3 separate regions of the Homo sapiens genome follow, and regions 1 and 2 are each linked to region 3. A link is a contact called in ENCODE Hi-C or POLR2A ChIA-PET data. All regions are on one chromosome and are shown on one strand. The core of a region is the stretch at or near the end of the contact, and the rest is flanking DNA. Distances in the headings are between cores, read along the strand shown. Region 1 has its middle 110 kb from the start of LINC02283. Region 2 has its middle 59 kb from the start of LINC02260. Region 3 has its middle 96 kb from the start of LINC02358.

Evidence for each region. Hi-C counts contacts between places; a loop is a spot of excess contacts on that map. ChIA-PET counts read pairs that join two places held with the same protein, here RNA polymerase II (POLR2A). Pooled maps may share reads with other maps.
Region 1: a loop to region 3 is called in a map of cardiac septum, with 2.3 times the contacts of the local background. The contact joins two enhancer-like sites. A Hi-C loop is called at or near these places in 5 of 168 maps with a recorded cell type or tissue (cardiac septum, endothelial cell of umbilical vein, heart left ventricle and 1 more) and 1 of 50 pooled maps. POLR2A ChIA-PET finds 5 or more read pairs at or near these places in 1 of 52 experiments (endothelial cell of umbilical vein).
Region 2: a pooled map shows a loop between it and region 3 (6-fold over the local background). The contact joins two enhancer-like sites. A Hi-C loop is called at or near these places in 1 of 168 maps with a recorded cell type or tissue (cardiac septum) and 6 of 50 pooled maps.

The regions. Positions count from the first base shown.
Region 1 is chr4:54,438,073-54,441,602 of GRCh38, reverse strand. No RefSeq gene overlaps it. Among named protein-coding and RNA genes, the nearest start is that of LINC02283, 110 kb to the right of the region's middle. Within about 2 kb of position 1,757, at least 7 of the 41 ENCODE cell types and tissues checked have a DNase peak (open chromatin) inside an H3K27ac peak, as active enhancers do; they include heart right ventricle, where a contact is called at or near this core.
Region 2 is chr4:54,546,259-54,549,666 of GRCh38, reverse strand. No RefSeq gene overlaps it. Among named protein-coding and RNA genes, the nearest start is that of LINC02260, 59 kb to the left of the region's middle. Within about 2 kb of position 1,971, at least 2 of the 41 ENCODE cell types and tissues checked have a DNase peak (open chromatin) inside an H3K27ac peak, as active enhancers do.
Region 3 is chr4:54,940,162-54,943,775 of GRCh38, reverse strand. No RefSeq gene overlaps it. Among named protein-coding and RNA genes, the nearest start is that of LINC02358, 96 kb to the right of the region's middle. Within about 2 kb of position 1,580, at least 9 of the 41 ENCODE cell types and tissues checked have a DNase peak (open chromatin) inside an H3K27ac peak, as active enhancers do; they include heart right ventricle, where a contact is called at or near this core.

The DNA.
Region 1 (3,530 bases), core at 508-3,007, 500 kb after region 3:
CACTGCACTTAAGCTCTGATGTAGTTGGCTAAAAGAAACTGACCTCCAAGCCAATACAATCCTCAAATGTAGATGTTGCCCAAGAAAGTAGACTTCGAAATCTTCAATGTCCTTAGATGTTCCATTGGATTTTTCTGTGACTCGGTCTTGCTCCTCTAAAACTCATATCAAGAAAGATCCTTTGGGGTCTTTTGATAAAATAAAATTGATAAGTGAATAATATTGTTTACATCAAACATAGTTTAGTACATGAGTGCTCTGTAATGCTATTCAAGGAACATGACTGTCCACGTTTTAAAATTAATATTTTAAAATAAAACCAATGGGGAAATCTGGCTAATTTTAAGCAATGTTGTATTTTTATAAGTTATCAAGAAAAAATGTGCTTGGTATAGAAAGTTGTTTAGTTTTAGAAATAAAAATATAGGCAAATAAACCCCAGAAAGAAACAAAAACATAAGGGTTTGGGCACAAATAGAAGAATCTTAAAAATCAGATTAAAGATAAGAAAAAATTATAGACCCGGTTTCTGACCAGCAATTTACTTCCCTGACACTAGATGGGGCTCACCGGTTGAGGTTATTTCCTTTCCCGATTTGCAGACAACGTAGAGAATTCAACTGGGATTTGGGTTTAGCATTTTAAAAGATAAGTTATTGGAAGTTATTCAATGGGAATCCTAATAAGATTGACTTTTTTGTTGACAACAATAGTCTTATTGAGCAAAGCTAGCTTTATCCCAATTTAACATGAAATAGGTCACTATTAGAAAAGACAGCTTTATTGTGTTTGTATTTGGGATTAACGGATAAAATAAATAGTTCTTTTCTTCCCACAGGGGTTGATGGGCCAGCTTTATTCTAAATGACTGAAGACTTCTGTTCTTTTCAACAAACACAGTCCTCCAATTAGGAGCTGCAAATAAGATTATATGCCCTGAATAAGTCTGAAAAGGTCCTTTTATAATTAGAAAGTTTGTGTGTGGGAAGTGGAAGCAGCATGAAGTGCTCACTGTGGCTTTATTAAAAGAGTGACATGAAGATTTTCCCAAATCCTCATCTGAGTGCTCGAAAATGATAAAATAAAAATTATGAAAAACTGTATGCATATTCCATTTCTTCTTTTTCTTTCTGAAAGCTTTCACATTTATGCTATAGAAACAAGTCAATGGTTTTTTAAAATTTTATCAGGCATATTCGAAACAGACTGTCATTTGATAGTGTGCAGATTGTTAAAATACAAGTGAAAATGATTTCAATGAAGGGATGAAGTTTAATACAGTGCATACTTTATATTTTCATTTTAACACTTTTATGATCGTCACTCCATCACTACAGTGACATAATATTTTGTTAAATATGGTTGGACTTAACTTATATTAAGCTTCCTGGTCTGTGGACACACAGGACTGATTGTGCTCAGCTACTCTTCTAGACCAATCAGACTTTAGTATGTAAATGGACATTTCCTGGATGAACCAATGACCGTCCCCCACGCCCCCCCGCCCTCCCCCCCCCCCCCCCACACACATTGCACTCGGGACCCAGTTGCATACAGCCCTTACAGCTTCACAGAAGGAAGATGCCTGCTGGACACAGCTTCCTATGAGCTAAGACGGGAAGTCAAGGCTGGCAGGAAAGAGGAAGAGCTGAGAGGCTAGATAATAATAGGAAAATAACAGTTCCAGGCACTGTGGACAGAACCACAGCCAATCTGCGGCTCAGCCACTTCCACAAATATATTTTGAGTGCTTACAATGTGCCAGACACTGTCCGGGGGCTGGAGATACAGCAGTGGACAGAGACAGATATCCCTGTCCTCAGAGAGCTGACATTCTAGACTTTCTGAACTAATGTGACTCCAGTGGATTGTTATTTTTTGTAGTTTAAGTTATGAAAAAATTATTATTCGGAGATAAAATTATTTAACAATATTGAATGTGCTCTTTCCAGCTGCATTCTCACTACCCCACTCCTATCCCATCCAGAAATTTAGACACACTCCTCCCTGTAGGGATCACCATGCCACACAGACTATAAATGTGTTCAGCTGCTGGGCTGTTCTACTGAGAGGACTTTTATGTCTAGATGGAACCATAGGCTTTACATCATAGCAAGGTGTAATTTTGACAAATGGTTCTAAGTCCTGGTTGCACAATAGAGTCATCTGGGGAAGCTTTATAAAAACACCTAATGCCTATGATCCCTTGAATATCACACCGACAGCACAGGAAACAGAAGCAAAAGTAGACAAATGGGGCTGCATTGAACTAAAAAGTTTCTGCACAGCAAAGGAAACAATCAGCAGAGTGAAAAGGCAACCTGTGGAATAGGAGAGAATATTTGCAAACCATATATCTGATAAAGGGTTAGTATGGAAAATATGTAAGAAACTCATACAATTTAATAGCAAAAAAATCAATAGCCTAATTTAAAAATGGGAAAATGACTTGAATAGACATTTCTCCAAAGAAAATATACAAATGGTCAACAGGTGTATGAAAAGATGCTCAACATCAGTAATCATCAAAGAAATGTAAATCAAAACCACAATAAAATACCATCTGACACCGGTGTGGACAGCCACTATTAAAAGAAAAAAAAGGAAAAGAAGAAACAGAAGGAAAGAAAAGAATAAATGTTGGTTAGGAAATGGAGAAACTGGAACCCTTGTACGCTGTTGGTGGGGAAAAAAGATAGAGCAGCTGCTATGAAAAACGGTATGGAGATTCCTCAAAAAATTAAAAATAGAGCTACCATATGATCCAGCATTCCCATGTCTGGGTATTTATGCAAAAGAACTGAAATCAGGATCTTGAAGAGATATTTGTCCTCCATGTTTCTTGCAACACTACTCACAATAGCTAAGAGGTAGAAACAACCTAAAGGCCCACCAACTGATGAATGGATAAAGAAAATGTGGTGGGTGCATCCAGTGGAATATTATTCAGCTTTAAAACAGAAGGAAATCCTGACACATGCTACAACACAGAAGAACTTGAGGACATTATGATATGTGAAATAGGCCAGTCACAGAAAGACAAATACTGTATGATTCCACGTGTATGAGGTATCTACTAAAGCAGTCAAACTCATGGAAGGAGAAATGTGAATGGTGATACCAAGGACTAGTGAGGGAGAGAAATGGGGAGCTGCTGTTCAATGATTATAGACTTTCAGTCATGCAAGATGAAAAATTTCTAGAGATTTGCACAACAGATATGTATAACAATGGGCATGTAGTTAACAATACTGTACTGTACACTTAAAAATTTGTTGAGAGGGTATATTTCATGTATGTTGTTGGGTTTTTTTTTACCATAATAAAAACAAAAATGCAAACAAAAAACACCTAATGCCTGGCTCCGCTCTAACCAATTAAATCAGAATTTCTGGGGGTTGGGTGTTGGGCATCCCTTTGTTGTTTTTGATGATGTTGTTTTTCCTCTTTTAGCTGTGCACATTAGAGAGCTTCATGCTAAAAAGTCTCCATAAAACATTATCATCTTCTTCTTCTTTTTTTTTTTTTTT
Region 2 (3,408 bases), core at 722-3,221, 390 kb after region 3:
AGAATCATTTTATAATCTGTGCATGGTATTCTATTTGTATAGAAGTGATCTCACTTATTTAGCCAGTTCTCAACCAAGCTTTGAATGACAGAGTAGGCAGAGTAGACTCTTTGCACCTGAAAGAGGACAAACAATTTTATTCATATCCATACTTATTTCTTTAGACGGATTCCTGAAAGTAAGATGACTTCACTTCATTCTCAAGTTATGAGAAGATGGAAAAACAACAAGGTTACCCAGTAGTTAGATAAGACCCTTGCCTTTAGCGGAAGGCCCTCACTTCCTACTTCTGAGCCGGGCGGTGGGAGTTATTTTCCTTTTCCCCCAGAGCAGTGACATCCTGGAGTGAATTTCAGCCTCCCCTTCCTAGGCAGGGCAAGAGATAAAGAGGCAGCTGCTGAGATGCGGTTGCTGATCAGCTTGAGGAGAATCAGATCACGCATGTGCACGTTATCTCAGGACAACATTAGATTAGCCTTGCATGCAAGGATCACAGGATCTTGAACTCTTGGAGTTGAACGGGTTTTTGAGTTTGACCTCCCACCTGTCACAGGAGCCCCTCAACAACCTACCGCCCCAATAGGTAAAGTGTTCACTGTGTGCATAGCAGGCTCCCCCTTCCCTCGGCTGTCCCAGTCCTCCTCCAGTGCTTTCTTGCACAACTTGGAACCCAGACCCCTCACTACCCCAATGCATACTTTCTGGGGTAAGTCAGCCCCCCTCTTACCTGTAACTCAGACTGGTCACTGGGGAGACAGCCTATATGGCATCTTACTGTCCTGAGAAAAGCATACCTAATTGAAAACAGTAGGACTGAATCTCATAGCTGCTGTTGGGAAAGGGTACCCACCTGAGCCCATTGGCATGGCAACTTCTCTATCTACACTGTCCCAGGGCAAGGAAGAGCAAATCACTGCTCTGGCCAAATGCACCCACGAGCCAACAGCTAAGGGTGGTTTTACATTCCAAATGATGGAGAATGAAAGGAAAAGAAGGGAAGAGAAGGAAGAAAGGGAGAAAGAACATGTAACAGAGGCTGGATGTGGCCCTCAAAGCTTAAAATATTTACTATCTCACCCTTTCCAGAAAAAAAGTCTGCTGATTTCTTCCCTAGATCCTTCACGGACCAGTAGCAGCATTGACATTATTTGGGAGCTGCTTAGAATTGCAGGGTTTCTGGCACAGCCCTGGAGCTCCTGAATGAGAACATGCATTTTGACGAAAGCCCCACGTGATCTGAATGAGCCCTGAAGTTTGGGAAGACTAGCCTGGATGTTTCTCAGTATGACTGGGTTTGGTTGTTTTCAGGGGCAGGCTCTCAGTCTGAACTTCCCTCACTCCACCACTGCCTTGCTGAGTGGCTGAAGTCATTTAGTCTTTATCAAGCCCTGTTTGCTCATCTCTGAAATGGGGATAATCATAGTTTCCACCTGATGAGGTTTTTGTGAGGCTTGAATTGGATAACTGAACCCAGAGAAAGGGCTTCACAAATGTTAGATTTCATTTCTACTCTATTGTTTCTATCAAACCCTTGAGTCTCTGCCTCAGAACAGGGGACATATGCTTTGCATAAATACCCCAAACTCTTGCACTGATGGATTTGGGTGTTTCCTCAGAAGCCCAGCTATGCAAATCCTCTGAGTCAGCAGGTAAGAAGGACAAGGGCAAGCCCATACCCTGCCCTGCCTGTATCTGGCGGTTTTTTTTCAACACCAGGAGACGGAAATGATTGCTTTCTGATTGGGGAAAATTGGTTTGTGTGGGCCACAGTTACAGGTGCTTGTTTCCTTGAGACACAGTGCTTGGATCAAACTGAAACAAGGTTAAAATAAAATAGCAAAACCCTGCCCTCAGCAGGAAGCTGCCACCAGCAGGCTGCCTTCTACGTGACCTTGCCTCCTGTTGGCCTTTCCTGGGCCATAAAAAATGGTTGCATTGCTGTCTGATTTGCATTTGGTATCTGCTTTTCCTGCCCAGGGTTCAAGTTGACACTGCCTGGCTGAGTCCCAGCTGAGGGCAGGTGGAAGCAGAAGGCAGAAGGAAAGGTGGACAACTATTTAAACAACCAGGGGCTTGGAGAAGCTGTGTGCTTTCAAGATAGAACTCGGTTTCAGTTTAGATTTGCCAACTGTTGCTTCGGAAGAAGAGCTAAGACAAAGGGAGGACTCTGTCCACTCGGGAGGTCCTGGGGGGGACAGTGTTTATTTTATACTACAGCCTGGGGTTTGCTTCCTGTTTGACTTTGAGAGCTGCTAGACAGGATTAATGAAGTTCATCCAAATATTTTCAAGGATATAGGCTCTAGAAAAGGTGTTTGTCCCTAAGCACTGTTTACTTTAATCATACGTGTACAATTCACAGCAAGTTATCTCAACACAACGCTATTCCCCTATTGTTGCTTTATGGACTTTGACTTCTCAAGGGTGAACTGGGTAATTTTAAAATCATGACTATTTTTATCAGTATGAAAATTTTACATAAATTGTATAAAGAATACATCATTTAAAATTTATATGCATACACACAGACACACACACACGCACAGAGAGCGAAAGAGAGAGAGTGCGCACTAGCACAATAGCGGACATTTCACCACTTAGTTTTAAGACCATTAGGCAAGCTGGAAGGAGACTTGGCATGGTGGCAAGATCACAGTGGAGTCTGCATATCTGAGTTCTAGCTTGGGCTCTTCCACTAACTAGTAATGTGGCCATACATAGTCCCTTAACCTCTCCGTGGACCTCAGTTCCCTCATGTGTAAGATTAAAGTAGCCGGTATCACCAGGGATGCATTGAGCTCCAAGACCTCCATTGGCTGGCAGGGAGGGCTGCCACAGCAAGTCAGGGTAGGGTAGAGGGGAGGTTCAGCCTTCTCTGCCCCCTTCAGCCTGGACAACTCTCCCTTTTTTTGTTTTACACATTAGAGATCAGGAGTAAGTATCCCTTTCAAGAAGTGGTCTTCAAGGCTAAACAAAAACTTGAAAAAAAAAACTAGCCTAGACGATCCCTAAAGTAGGGTGATCATATATAATTTATTATCCACACTGGGATGTTTTGAGATTAAATATATGTTCTTAATAATTACACTGGGATAACAGACTTAAGTGATGCCATATTAGACAGAGATGTACGAGTACCCTACCACAAACTCCTCTTCCAGCTCAGAGTTTCTGCTTTTCCATTCTGTCATTTCATGGCCTGACTGCTTACTCCTCAGCATCAGGCAGAGTTCTGGGAGCAACCCCAGGGACAGAAGTAATCAGGGACAGCCTCAGGGAATGAAGTCATTAGGGGATTGCCTTGGGGACAGCAGTCATCAGGGCAGCTCCAAGGACAGAAGCCATCAGGTTTGTCCCATGCTCAATTACCAGAGCATGCAGCTGCAAGAAATGAGCCAAAAAGGCCACC
Region 3 (3,614 bases), core at 331-2,830:
TCCAGAATATTGACACTATGCCACCTATAGAGATCCTTAACTAGCAAAAATTATGCTATTATAGCCAATAACTTTGCATTCTACTTACTAGAGCTAGGCAAGGAATCATTTTGCAAGATGGCATCCAAAATGTCTCTCGGCTCAACTGTCAGTTCCATAAAACGTTCTATTAAGCATAATTCATCCTTCCCTTTCTCCTCTATGCACTCCACACTTCCTGTTATTCAGAGTTGTAAGGTTTTAAAGAGGATTCACATTTCTCCAGGCCGAGATTACCTATGGCTGCAATAGAATTTGACTTGCATTTTGTTTGTTGTCAATACAATAAGCCAGAAACAGATGCAGATCATTGAACTGAAGAATGACTTTTCTCTCTTGATGGCACTTTGAGCAGAAAAAACATCTTTGTCTGATGTATTGTTAAATGAAAAAAAAAAAGCAAAGTGCAGAACAATGTGTATTGTACATCATTTGCATATTTTAAAAGCATATATATGTGTATGTATGAATGTTTATATCTACATAGGATGTCTCTGGAAGAATACTCTAGAAATATAATGGCAGTTGCCTCTGGTTTGGGAACATGGTGGCTGATGGGGAGTGAGGGTGGGAGAGAGAATGATTTTTCACTGAATAGTCCTTTAAAGTTTTTTAAATTGGTGTTCAGGTTTATATTATTCCCCAAAATAATGAATACATTTTTTAAAGACAGAAACTACTTCTTCTACGGCCTATCCCTCTTCACTTTATTTAAGCTGTGTCTATTGTGTCTCAGACACACTGACTTTTTGAAGGGACTTGAGAGGAGGAGCTAGCCCAAGAGGAAGAGGCCCTTTCTGGCATGTTCTCTTCCTCTTGATAGTTGAGGTGCATATAAACATCTTCAAAGTCTCCACGGACAACAGAGACAACACGAACTGGAGCCCACTGGCTCCCACAAGTGAAAGTGATTTTCTTCATTCATGACTCAAAGGCTGTAGAGTAAAAAACAAGAACTGATCAGCTGTTTTTTTGTTTTGTTTTGTTTTTTTTTTTTTTTTTTGAGACGGAGTCTCGCTCTGTCGCCCAGGCTGGAGTGCAGTGGCGGGATCTCGGCTCACTGCAAGCTCCGCCTCCCGGGTTCACGCCATTCTCCTGCCTCAGCCTCCCAAGTAGCTGGGACTACAGGCGCCCGCCACTACGCCCGGCTAATTTTTTGTATTTTTAGTAGAGACGGGGTTTCACCGTTTTAGCCGGGATGGTCTCGATCTCCTGACTGTTTTGTTTTTAAAGACCAAACACGTCATCTTATCTTGTTCTGAGTGAGACAGCTACATGATGAACATCCTAAAAGTTGAAGACCTTGGATTTCCACCTGCAAGCCAACGATGTTTTTCTGTTAAATTCTAATCATATTATTAGAGTTTATTAATTGTTTTAACAAACAGACATCTATGTCCATTCATTTTTTTTCAAAGACAGGGTAAATAAATCAACTTTCAAATCATGTCCTTCTGCAAACACCAGCTGCACAGGAAAAGGAAGGCCGCCTGTTAGCAGCCTCTCGCTGAAGGGCTAGGCTGAGGCTGTCGGTGTGCATGCCCAGAGCAGAGCTGTCTGTTAATGAGTCCTACAGCTCACAGGAAAGAACCTCAGCGGAAAGCAAGAAGGCAGAACAATTGTGTGAACTTAGCTCCCTTTCTTATTCTCCAAACATCTGGCCACTGTATGTGTCATTTCTTTGATTCAAACTTGTTCTGGCGTTATTGATAGGGAAAATCTCCACCTGGGGGCTGGAAGGGACTGCTTCTTCATCAAAGAATAGTTAGCACAGACTCACTTTTAATAGCAAAATAATAGAGCAAGTCACTTATAAACCATGTTTCTGAAATTGCCCAGCCATGCTCTGCCAACTCTTTATGGGGAGAATAAGACAAAAGCTGGAAGCAAAGAGAGAGTAAAGAAAGCCCTTACGATTAGGGGTGAAGAAAAAACAAAGCCTGCAAGACGCCATCTTGGTGTTGGCTAACGATGGGGAAAATCTCTGCTGTTTAATATAGTGCATTTATAAACACAGATGTCAGGGACGGCAAGTTTATTTTTGTAGTTCTGCATCTTACATTTCCTCAATTGATTCTCTTTCTTTTCTTCTTCTACGTCAGAACAACCAAACAGGATTCAAGTGATGCATTTGGATGGCTTGCTTCCCTGAATTGTGTCTATATCCATTAACAGGGCAGACACTTAGTTCCACCTGTAGACATGACAGTTTTGTCATCTTCACAACTGTTCCCATTGTCCTGATCCTTATTTCATTTTACTGGGCTACCTTGAATAACAACCCCCTGGGCTTATTTTACTGGCAGTTAAAATCAGTTTTGGTAGTAATTTTGCCTGGAAATCAGCTATTAAGTTTATGTGCTTGTCAAATTTTAACTATATGCCTAATTTAAAAGTACTTAGAGCCACTTAAATTTGGTTGAGTGCCAATGTTAAGATGCAGTCAAATCTCAATGACTGCACACTGCACGCTTAGTTTGCAGCAGACTTCTTTCCCTTCTGTTTCCAACTCTCTTGTTAGCACCTGCACCAGGAAATGGGTGGGTGGGTAGGTGGGTGGGGTGCAGAGAGTGAAGGAAAATGAAAGTGATGCTGAGCCAGCACCACCAAAGGGATACTCAAAGTCTTACCTTTGGGCTCTAAAAATGAAATCAATGGCACAACTTGAGATTGGGAGAGAATAAATTGGCAGCCACATACTTGAAAGACATGCGAGAGTTTGGTTAACTGCAAGCTTAATATCTTAAAAAAACACAAAATTCATGTTAGACTTATACTAACATGCACCGTTCTAAATGTTTCATAAATATTAACTCTTTTCATTCTCACAGCAACTTTATGAGGTAAATACTATCATTATACCCAATTATCAGATGGAAAATTGAGGTATGAAGAGAATAACTTGCATATAGTTACATTGCTAGAAAGTTCCAGGGTCAGAATTCAAATTCAGCCATTCTGGCTCCAGAATCCACGCTCTGAAGGCTGCACCTTCCTCTGAGCCAGCAGCGGGGTACAGCCACTACAAAACAAATACAGAGTATGTTCCTGTTTGATGTTATCGCTGGCTGAAGCTCTTTGCAATAAATGTCATAAAGCTCAAAGTCTCTATGAAAAGAATAATAGATGTCCAAAGCCAGTTCAATTCTTTCAAATAATAGCAACAAAATAAAATTAGGGAATCTTAAAAATAATTAATATTATCCTTAATATCAACTAGAAATATAAGGGTAAAATTTCAAGCCAAATTAACTTTTCCGGGTCTTCAACTTCTCATCTGCCCAGTGCTTGGTAAGAGCTAGATAATTTCCTAATTCTTTCACATTTTAAGATTCTTATGTTCTCCCACATGATCTTTCAGGTCAGTGATGTCTCCATTTATTCAGTCATACAGAGAATTGGTGTTTTTCCAGCATTAGTTTTTGTTTTTTTTTTTTCGAGATGGAGTCTCACTCTGTCGTCCAGGCTGGAGTGCAGTGGTGTGATCTCGGCTCACTGCAACCTCCACCTCTCGGGTTCAAGCAATTCTCCTGCTTGTACCTCTTTAGTAGCTGGGATTACAGGCACCCGCCACC